Linked DNA regions of Homo sapiens: region 2 is linked to region 1. The links are chromatin loops, found by intact Hi-C in ENCODE. Cell type or tissue: heart right ventricle. All regions are shown on one strand. Each heading gives the region's core, and the rest is flanking DNA. Links, peaks and the distances in the headings are about the cores only.

Region 1 (5,375 bases), core at 313-5,312:
AGCTGAGGAGGGTCGGAGCGGAATGGACACCCAGAGACTGAGATGAGAGAGGGGCTATAAGAAGAGAAACCAGTCGCAGGAAAACAGAACTCTCGACAAACGCACGCCCTCTTTGCGCTCTCCGTTTCTCTGGACCTGGATGGAATTGTTTTACTTTGCATCGCCGGACTGCGCTGCGGACGGGGTGGGGCGGCCCAATGGCCCCCCTGGGGTTACTCTGCTCCCCTTCACGCTTCCCTCCCGGCCCCGCCCCGCGATTGGCCGGCGCGCCCCGGGGCTGCCGCCGATTGGTGCTCGCCGGCCGGAGCCGCGGGGCTTAAAGAGGGGGCGGGGGCGCGCTGCCCAGCAGCGCTGCTGTCCCCGCCGTGCGCCCTTCGCCGCTGAGCTCGCAGCCTCCGGCGCCCACCTCCACCTCCAGTGTCCCGCCTCGGGCCGTCGCCCTCCAGCGGCTCGCGAGCGTGGGAGACGTACCTGGGCAGGCACTGTCCAGCCCAGGCCCAGGCACAGCCGTGAGGGGCGAGGCACGGGGACATCCTGGCGGCCACCATGGTGGCCACGTGCCTGCAGGTGGTGGGCTTCGTCACGAGCTTCGTGGGCTGGATCGGGGTCATCGTGACCACCTCCACCAATGACTGGGTGGTGACCTGCGGCTACACCATCCCCACCTGCCGCAAGCTGGATGAGCTGGGCTCCAAGGGGCTGTGGGCCGACTGCGTCATGGCCACGGGGCTGTACCACTGCAAGCCCCTGGTGGACATCCTCATCCTGCCGGGTAAGGACCCGAGCTTGGCGGCGGCTCCCAAATCCTTATCCTCTGGGTAGAGAGCGGGATATTAGACGGCGTCACAGAGACATTTTGGGGGCTTGAAGACCTTTGGGTACGTTTTTGACATCCCTAGTCCCACCTTGTTGTAAAAGAATTAGGCAGCCCCGAACTTAACTTCTCTAGGCCGCAGTATTCTTATCTGGAATTTGAGATAATAGTGGCAATGTGGCCGGTGGTAACACTGGCCGGGTCCCTTTGAGAATGAACAAACCGGAACACCTAATAGGAACTGAGTCCGTGTTAATTACTGCGGTCCCAGCCCGCATCCTTCCACCGTCCGCTTCCCGAAGTGCTTCCCGCTCCCGCCCGGCCTCCCCCGGGGCGCCGAGCCTTCGCGTTAGGTTCCGCCCGCAGAGGTGAGAAGGAGCGTGTAACACAAGCTGACAGGAGAATCGAACCGGCTCAGGCTGAGTTTCTCGGTCCTCATGGGATGGGCGAAGCGCCCCCGGCCAGGTTAGAGCCCTCCTAGCTCCGTCCGCGCAGCCGCTGAGCAATTCACGTCCAGGGCTCTCTGGGCTGCCTGGTTTGGGAAATGTCACGTTGATTCCCGCACGTGCCCAGGGCCATCTCCGCTGCCCCCGCTACCCCCGCCCCTGCTGTGGGCGCGTCAGACTGCGGGGCTGCGGTGACGCCGGCTCCCGCTCCGCGCCGCTGGGTTGGATAGGGACGAGCGGGCGCTCCTCGGAGGGCGGACTCCACTGGGGAGATACGGAGCGCGCCGCCGAGGGTCGCTCGCCGCCACCCCTCCAGCGTGTCTCAGATTGGGAAGGGGAGGTAAAAATTGACAGCCTAGCGCCGGCCAGGGGCCACATTTTCACATGTGTCCTGTGGAAACATTTTGGGCGACAGCCTCAATTCAGATTTAAACCAATGGGTTGGGCAATGGCGAGGTCGCGGGCACCCCCTTGGTTTTCTGCTGGAATCTCTGCTCTACCCCCAAGGCATGTCCCTACAAGGTGGGCTTCTGTCCCCCAGCCTTCGTGGATTGTGCTCACTTAAAGGATTTTCCCGGTTTCCTCAAGATGGGGAGAAACCTGTCCCTGAAGCCGCCAGTCAGATAAGACTGTGCTCGCCCCTTAAGCCTCCTCCAAGCACGCCCTATTTCCGGTCCTCGCAGTCGGAATCTGAATCCCTCCTTTCTCCTTGCTGCCTAGTACTTGGCTCTTATCCTCACAAAGGCACATTTTATCTTGTTTTTTGTTGATTGTTCGTGAGTGAAGTTCTCCCACTACGTTTTAAATTCCTTGAAGATAGAGATGGCGTCCTGTTATTCTCTTTGCTTCCTCTTCTGGACCTGGCATGGCCTCTGGCACACAATAGCTGCGGGCAGTGCTTGCCTGGTTTGCCTTACGCTATCCTTTCCTTCATTTTGAACTTTCAGAAGGCCAGAGGTCAACGAACGCAGATCTAGACTCAGCTTTGGCTAATGCTGGTGTTGGCAGACCCGGGCCAGCCTCCGGCATCCAGGACTCACAATCTGGGTGAGGGGGGACAAATTGCTAGCCTCAGTGAACCACGGTTGTCTTCTTTTAAAAGTTAAAATCAGATCAACCACCCATCTTTCACGATTATTTGAGGATTAAATGAGATAAGAAATGTAATCTCCTTTGAGATAGTAGATGCTTCATGAATGGTACCTATAGTATTTTATTAAAAGCTGGGCATGGTATTTGTAGGGATCTTTGAAGCATAAAATTAACTTTGTTTTCTTCTCCTGAAATTAACTTTACTGAGCATTCAGTGCCAAGTGGTTTGTTTTCAGAGAACAAAGGCTGTCCTCCAGAGGGGAGTGCATACTCTGGGGGTGGGGGGGGGGTGGGGGGCGGCGCTAGTCCTTCCTGCCTTCCCCCTCCCTCATACTTTGGGTGGAGGCAGGAACAGTCCTCTGTCCCTATCTTTTGGTGTCCGGACATGGCCTTGGCACTGTAGCATGTGGACAGCCAGTGCCATGGATTTCAGAACCTGCATTGCCAGTTGACTGCCTGCTTTGTGTGAGTACTGGCTCTCTACAAGCCGCAGAGGCGGACGGCTGGGTCAGGGGATGGGCCTCAGACTTCCTGGAGCTCCTTTCTGGAGATCTTCAAGTCAGTAGACACTTGACTGATTATCTTTAATTCTGAAGGAGCTGAGATGGGCAGTGCTGGAAGAGGGCCCTTGTGAAGTCCGAATTCTGGCAAAACGTTCCTTGCTAAGAGACAGCGTTGAAGTTAGGCCTTTTTGCACGTGAGGGTCGTGGTGTGTGAGGCAGATGTCGGCTAGATTCCTGGCTTTGCTATGAACTCTGCCTCACCCAGGCCACTAGTACTAGTTCCTTCTGAGCAAAAAAGGGAGGGTAATAAATGTGACCCCCCCCACCTTTTTTAAGAGGAGGGAGAGTTTTAATGAGAAACATTACATTTGAAAGTGAAACAAATTTGTCTGTGAAATTCTCCCAGTATCTTGTCAGATTTATTCTAAATAAATGTGACACATATTGTAATCTGTTTCTTAATACAGTTTTTACTTGGCATTTTACTTGACAGGATAAAGTTCATGTAGTTTTGCTCTACTCTTCTATTTTTCAGTTCTCTTATTCCTTGATTCGCAATTGTTTCCATGATCTGTTGTGGGCACTGTGTTAACTCCGTGAATACCAAGGCAGGTGTCTGCCCTCCAGGAACCCTGAGGGCTGGAGAGATGCCTTTTAAGCAATGATGGACAGTTGGGGAAGGATGCCCAGGGCACTGTGGGTGAGGCAGGAGATGGGGTCCAACAATTTAGGGGCAGGATCCATGAGGACAGCAGCCTCTGGGGAGACAGCAAAGAGAGGAAGCCTGAGTCTTAGTTTAGTCTGGGTTAGGGCCACAGCCAATGTGAATGAAAGCACATGGTTAGGAGAAAATCACCTAGGACACCTGAAGATGAAAGCGCTGCACTGAGACAGACAAAGAACACCAATGATAACAACTAACCTTTTTTGAGGATTTGGTATAGGCACTGTTTTAAGCACTAAATAAATTAACTAATGTAATCTTCAGTAGAATTCTATTACAGAGATGTAGGTACTATTATATTATTATCAATACTTTGTTTGTTTATTTATTTATTTATTTTGAGAAAGAGTCTCGCTCTGTCACCTGGGCTGGAGTGCAGTGGCTCGATCTCAGCTCACTGCAACCTCCCCCTCTCAGGTTCAAGCGATTCTGCTGCCTCAGCCTCCCCAAGTAGCTGGGACTACAGGCTCACACCACCACACCAGGCTAATTTTTGTATTTTTAGTAGAGATGGGGTTTCGCCCTGTTGGCCAGGCTGATCTTGAACTCCTGACCTCAGAAGATCCACCTGCCTTGGCCTCCCAAAGTGCTGGGATTAGAGGTGTGAGCCACCATGCCTGGCCTGTTGTTACTTTATAGATGTGGAAAATAAGACATCATGGTTAAGTAACTTGCCCAAGGTCACACAGGTAGAGCTATCAATAGCAGACTGGAACCAATAGAGGCCCTCACAGAATGATTCTTGGGAGATTTCAGTTTTCATCTGAACTTTCTCAGGGGGATGTAATAATGTAAATGGACTCTTGGCCCCTCCATCCTGGAAGCTTGGCCAAGTGGCCTAAACCAGGGGTCCCCATTTAGTTTCTCCAGCCCCCTTTTTTCTTGCTGAGTTGTTTTAAAAGTTAAAAAGTGCTTAGTGACCTTGGACAACATTAGCACCTTCTAAGTCCTGGAATCCACCAAGAAGGAGGAAGGGAGATGGTGCTGAATTCCCCTAAGGCAGGGCTCAGGAAGCAAGAGAACCCTGTGGTCTAACCTTTCCCATCTGCTCTCTTGTTCCCAGGCTACGTGCAGGCCTGCCGCGCCCTGATGATTGCTGCCTCGGTCCTGGGTCTGCCGGCCATTTTACTGCTGCTGACTGTTCTTCCCTGCATCCGGATGGGCCAGGAGCCCGGTGTGGCTAAGTACAGGCGGGCCCAGCTGGCTGGTGTTTTGCTCATTCTGCTGGGTAAGACAGCTTTCTCAGTGGTACCCTACCTATGAGGGAGCCTGATGAATCTCAGATCTTGTGGTTGCTGCCTTCTCAAGTTCAAGAGAAATGTGAAAGGAAGCCAAGTGAAGCCAGTGGGGGATGGACTCCCACAATCTGTATCCCTTTGTATTTTATGGGCAGTTTACACAGAGGGCTAAGTAATGTCTCTGGGAGTCACTGACCATGAAGATAAGTTTAAAAAGAGAAAGAGGATTTTGAAGGTAGGAAATACCTAAGGGAAAGACCTGAAAGATGGAAGCCTTCTCAGTCTTCACAGTGGAATCCTTTTTGAACACCTATGCCCAGGTCCCACAGCAGATCAATTGAATCAGAATTTTCTGGGCATCAGGCCAGGCAAAGATATTTTTTGAAAGCTTCCCAGGTGATGCTTATGTGCAGGCAAGACTGAGCAGCTCAGTTAATAAAGAAGGAGGCCGAGGTGGGCGGATCACCTGAGGTTGGAAGTTCAAGACCAGCCTGGCCAACATGGTGAAACCCCATCTCTACTAAAAATACAAAAATTAGCCAGGTATGGTGGTGCATG
Region 2 (5,375 bases), core at 90-5,089, 78 kb after region 1:
GAAGCTGCTGGAGGGCGAGGAGAGCCCGGCTGGAGTCTGGGATGCAGAACACGAGTATCCATAGGAAGACCACCAGCGGCTATGCAGGTGGTCTGAGTTCCGCCTATGGGGGCCTCACAAGCCCTGGCCTCAGCTATGGCCTAAGCTCCAGCTTTGGCTCTGTCGCGGGCTCCAGCTCATTCAGCCGCACCGGCTCCGCCAGGGCCATGGTTGTGCAGAAGATTGAGACCCGCGATGGGAAGCTGGTATCCGAGTCCTCTGACGTCCTGCCCAAGTGAAGAGCTGCGGCAGTCCCTCCCAGCCTGCCTCTACTGTGGCTCCCCCAGAGCCCGGGAGGGAGGCTGCTGTGCAGGGGAGCACAGGGAACAGGAGACCCACCTGAAGCTCAGCCCTAGCTCTCAGCCCACGCGCGGGGGAGTTTACTGCTTGGGGACCCCCCTTGCCTCCAGCTACAAAACAATTTAATTGCTTTATTTTGTCCAAAAAAAAAAAAAAAAAAAAAAAGAAAGAAAGAAAGAAAAAAGAAAATGCAACTGAGTTCCAGGAAAACATTCCTTCTTTTCAGTCTTGTAATTTGTTGTTTCTCTTATATGATAGGAAAGGAACAGTTTGTATCATAAGATAATATAGATCTGGGGATCCAGAATGGGGCCAACAGTGTTTCTTTGTCTCTTCTTTTGGGTTTAAGCAGTTTCAGTATTTATTCATTTCAAAGAGGAGGGATGAACTTTGTAGTTCTGTGGAATTCTTATAGATAAGGAGAAGACTAGGAATCTTGGCTTAAATTGCTTCCTTGCTTATTTCTCTGCATTGAACGGCATGGCGTGGTTCGGAATAAACAAGTGATTTTGAGTGTTCTCCAAGAAACATTTCTGATCCCTGGACATGTTGGAGAAAAACCAGCCTAAGCAAAAGCTGCAAAAGCAAAGTGGGTGGAATCCTGGACTTGCTTTCTGTCATCAGTTCTAGGCAGACTTGCCTCTCTCGACCTTAGGTTGTTCATCTGTTAAATGAACGGATAGGACCAGGTAACCTCTAAGGTCCCTGACAGCTCAAAATTCTCTGATTTATGTTCTACCATGAAAAAGAGGTGGGCTAGTGAATTTCACCAATAAATCCACAACATAAGTATTTTTAGTCATCCTAGAGAAAGAAACCAGGTGCAACTCACAGCCACTTGTCAGTATAAAGAATTTGCCTCTCTGACCTTCCTATTTTTCTCTAGCATAAACCGCACTAGCCAGATCATGGAATGAGATCTGAAAACATCCTTTTGGTCCAGCCCATGCTCTTGCTAACCCCTAGACCACACCAGGTAAACCTGCCTGTTATGAACTATGCCTTTGGAATGGGATTTATAGCACAGCCCTCCATTAGGCCAGCTCAGCTGTCCTCTGACCTCAGTAGGACTCTCCTCCTAGAGTCAAATGCTGACATTGGAATTAAAAACTGTTATTTTCCTAGTGTCATACCCAGGCAAAACTCATCCCTTCCCTACTGTCCCCTTTCCCTGGCCTCCTTTATTGCCTTGTGTATTTATGTTCTTCTTGATCTCTCTTAGTAGATTGTAGACATAATTCTATAGAACTGAGCTGTTCTTGCACAGACTTTGGAGCCAGGCAGTCGTGGCTGACTGGGTTCTGCCACTTACATTGTGTGTTTAACAGTAAGCCATTTGAACTCTCTGAATGGGAGTTTTTTTCATCTTTAAGAGCAGAATGTAAATATCTTCCTCACAAGATTATCAGGATGATTAAATGAGATAGTACGTGCAAAGACACTTAGCACAATTTTAGGCAATTGCAGGTTGCCAAAACATTGAATCTATTATTATTATTTGTATAAAATAAGATCTTAACAAATGCCTGTGGAAAAAAAAACAACACACAAGAACCACTTCTTCAGGATATTCCAACTAAATTAAGATCAAAAGGTGATAAAGAGGGTGCTGTGGTAATTATGGAACAGAACAGCATTTTCTTGAAAATATGTCTTAGGTTGGTCACAGGGTAGAAGGCAGAGTGTGTGACAGGCACACCAGGTGTTTGGAACAAACTTACCCCTGACCAGCCGTGGGGCAAGAACTGGCCCTCCGCCCAGTATTTCCCATTGATGAAGAAGAGGCCTGCGATCATGATGAACACCCATACTGCCAGGTTCAGCACATTGAGAACATTGTTGAAGCCTATGGAATTCTTCACCCCCAGAGCAACAATGATGGTCACGATGACCGCGATCAACAGAGCCAGAAGGTCTGGGTATGATTCTTCACCTTTCCCTAGAGAGGAAAGACATGATTTGACATTGTCTGGAGGGAAGAAAGGGCCATGCAAACTCCTGGTCCTACCCCACTGCATCCGTACTCAGCTTTAAGAAGGGCAGTAAACTGGGAGGCCGAGGCAGGCAGATCACGAGGTCAGGAGATTGAGACCATCCTGGCTAATACGGTGAAACCCTGTCTCTACTAAAAATACAAAAAAATTAGCCGGGTGTGGTGGCGGGCGCCTGTAGTCCCAGCTACTCACAAGGCTGAGGCAGGAGAATGGCGTGAACCTGGGAGGTGGAGCTTGCAGTGAGCCGAGATCACGCCACTGCACTCCAGCCTGGGGGACAGAGTGAGACTCTGTCTCAAAAAAAAAAAAAAAAAAAAAAAAAAAAAAAGAAGGGCAGTAAGTCTTTAAAAGGAACTCTGTGTGTGTGTGTGTGCACCTACACATGCCTATGCTATAGTCCACAAGCAGATACCAGTATCTATTTGCAAATGAGCAGGATTTGGTAGATAGGTAAGATGATCTGGTATCCTGGACCAAAAATTGGGCTATGTGGTGTGACAATTACAACAGCGCCTATGAAACCATGGCACAGAACATTTGAAGTGGGAACCATCCTGGGATATTTGGGATGTATATTTAGGTCTAACATGTTTGAAAATTGTTTTTAGCTTCATTATTTTTAATTTTACAGTCTGTAAAATTTCCATCCCATTCCCAAACCTTTTCTTTATCAACAATTTTAAGAATGTGTGTCTTTGAAAATGATGGTAAGAGGGGTTTTCTGTCCTTTTGTGTATATGTGGTTGTAGAGAAAAAAATAACCAGTGAACACGCCCTGCCTGCTTGGTTTTGCCCAACGGCCAGTGGACTCCTGCCCTCTATAGAGTGGAAAAGGCACTGCCTCAGCTGCAGGGATCTTGAATTTCAGCTGTACTTTTGCCCATAGCCAGATGTGTGGCCTTGGGCAAGTTGCCTCATCTTTCTGGACCTCATTTGTAAAGTGAAGGACATGAATGGCCTGATTTTGGAGGACTCTTTTAGACCTAAAATTCTATGCAATCAGTACACAGAACAGGTTTGTTCTTTATATTTTTATCTTGTCATGGTACTTGGGTGCTCAGCATTTTTGTCAGTTCTTTTGATATAGGAATATCGAAGTTAGATGACTTGACACAGCCACAGAATCATTCCTTGGAAGTTCTGAGGCAAGATTCCAGAGCTTCCTCAACTATTGTTTAGCTTTTCTAGAATGTGAGTTTATCAGGCATCAAGATGGAGAGTGGCCGGGCACAGTGGCTCATGCTTGTAATTCCAGCACTTTGGGAGGCCAAGGTGGGTGGATCACAAGGTCAGGAGTTTGAGACCAGCCTGGCCAACATTGTGAAACCCCATCTCTACTGAAAATACAAAAATTAGCTGAGTGTGGTAGCTGAGTAGTAATCCCAGCTACTCAGGAGGCTGAGGCAGGAGAATTGCTTGAACCAGGGAGGTGGAGGTTGCAGTGAGCCCAGATCATGCCATTGCACTCTAGCCTGGGCAACAGAGCAAGACTCTGTCTCAAAAAAAAAAAAAAAAAAAAAAAAAAGGAGTGGATGGCAAATGATGGATGGAGCCTGAGGTCTCATGGTATTTGTTACACGAGCTTCTGATGGTTTAGCATTCACTGTTATATTACCCCTCCCTGACCTCTTCTAGGCTGGAACCCATTTTATTCATTAAATTTTTTTTCATTGAAATTTGGAAAAAAAATCTGATGAAACCACTGGAGAAATTGCTGACAGTTCTTTTTTTCCTGCATTGGTTTTATTTTTATATAGTTATTGACATGTGCCTGTATGGTTTGTAGCCTTTGACGTATGACATTACATTAAAACATAATCCATGTTATTACAAGTTTCCCTAATCATCCTTTTAATTGCTAGCTACATAGTATTTGTCTGCAATTTACTTAGTCACTTGCCCCACTGTAGAATATTTAGGCTGTCTCTAACTTTTTGTTATTGTAAATAAGGCTGTGGTGAGCATCTTTTTGTATAATGCTTCCATGGACATTAGAATTATTTTTTAAGGATGGATAGATTCATAGAGAAAGAATTACTTTGCAAAAGAAAAAGAGAGATATATTTAAGGCTTTTGATACATTTTGCCAAATTGCTTTCTGAAAGGAGAACTCATTTATGTGGCTTGGTAAGTTTGCATGTTGAGGGTAGGAGGATGTGGCAGTCTCACCCAGGCCATTGAGGGTTCCCACGCTGTCCGCCATCCAGCGGCTGATGGTGTGGTTGGCTAGTGAGTCAAACATGCTGCTCAGAGCACTGGCTCCGGCCGCAGTGCCAATCAGGTACTCCAGGATCAGGTTCCAGCCAATGAAAAATGCCACAAATTCCCCAACAGTGACATAGCTGTAGGTGTAGGCAGATCCTGTGGTCTTGGGGACTCGAACTCCAAACTCTGCATAGCAGACGCCTGCAAGGGACAGACATACACAGATGGTGGACTTCAGGAGATGAGCTGACATCCTGTGGCCAACAATCTTGGGTGGAACATACTGAGACTTTCTAGGATCTCAGAACAAATACACAAAGTTTTATGTATATGAATCGATTCAGAGCCAACTCTTACCTCTTCCAACCTCACTTCTGAAAAATGCAAACTTGAATGACTAGCAAGGCAATCAGAACTAATTCTACTAAACTGTTGGAAACTGATCTTTATTTAGAAAAAATTCCACTTGTGTGTGTCTCTATCATGCTCCTTAGGTGTCAGATATCCTGTGTGAACATGGGCCCAATTCATCACGACCCCCACCCTAGATGGCACCAGGGTTATATTATGCACAAACTTCTTCTCTTTCAGTTTTTACATATTATAGAAGGTGCTCCTCATTTGAGAGTGATACTTTGAGCAATCTGTGAAAATGCTGTACTATATCTAGGGGGTAGATAAAAGATGCAAATATAAATAAATTACTAATTATTAACAAGGAAATCTAGCACATGCACAAAAAGTAATTTAACAAACACTTTTAGAGTCCTACCATGTGCATGGCAGGGTGTGAAGCACTGGGTATAAAAAAGACAAATGGCATATGCCCCTGCCCTT

Evidence for each region. A loop is a pair of places that touch in the nucleus more often than their neighbours do. Peaks named below come from ENCODE experiments on the same cell type or tissue, not always from the same donor. Only the 100,000 strongest peaks of a DNase experiment are listed, where the experiment ranks them.
Region 2: it touches region 1 in a loop (2.1-fold over the local background); 16 of 110 quality-filtered maps call a loop at or near these places.

The regions. Positions count from the first base shown.
Region 1 is chr3:170,418,521-170,423,895 of GRCh38, forward strand. It overlaps CLDN11 (claudin 11), which reads left to right and starts at 348. Exons shown (of 3, transcript NM_005602.6): 1 at 348-772; 2 at 4,643-4,807. The coding sequence starts at 547. It overlaps MIR6828 (microRNA 6828), which reads left to right and starts at 4,583; the gene lies at 4,583-4,642. RefSeq lists an enhancer at 96-1,048. In heart right ventricle, for the core only: a CTCF peak has its summit at 457 (motif pointing left); DNase peaks (open chromatin) are centred at 2,190 and 2,784; H3K4me3 peaks cover 2,977 bases; H3K27ac peaks cover 2,829 bases; H3K27me3 peaks cover 1,269 bases.
Region 2 is chr3:170,496,607-170,501,981 of GRCh38, forward strand. It overlaps SLC7A14 (solute carrier family 7 member 14), which reads right to left. Exons shown (of 8, transcript NM_020949.3): 3 at 4,503-4,739; 4 at 2,061-2,278. The region is part of intron 2 of SLC7A14-AS1 (SLC7A14 antisense RNA 1); the gene reads left to right. It also overlaps the pseudogene KRT8P13. Among named protein-coding and RNA genes, the nearest start is that of SLC7A14-AS1, 32 kb to the left of the region's middle. In heart right ventricle, for the core only: a CTCF peak has its summit at 3,160; no DNase peak of the experiment used is centred there.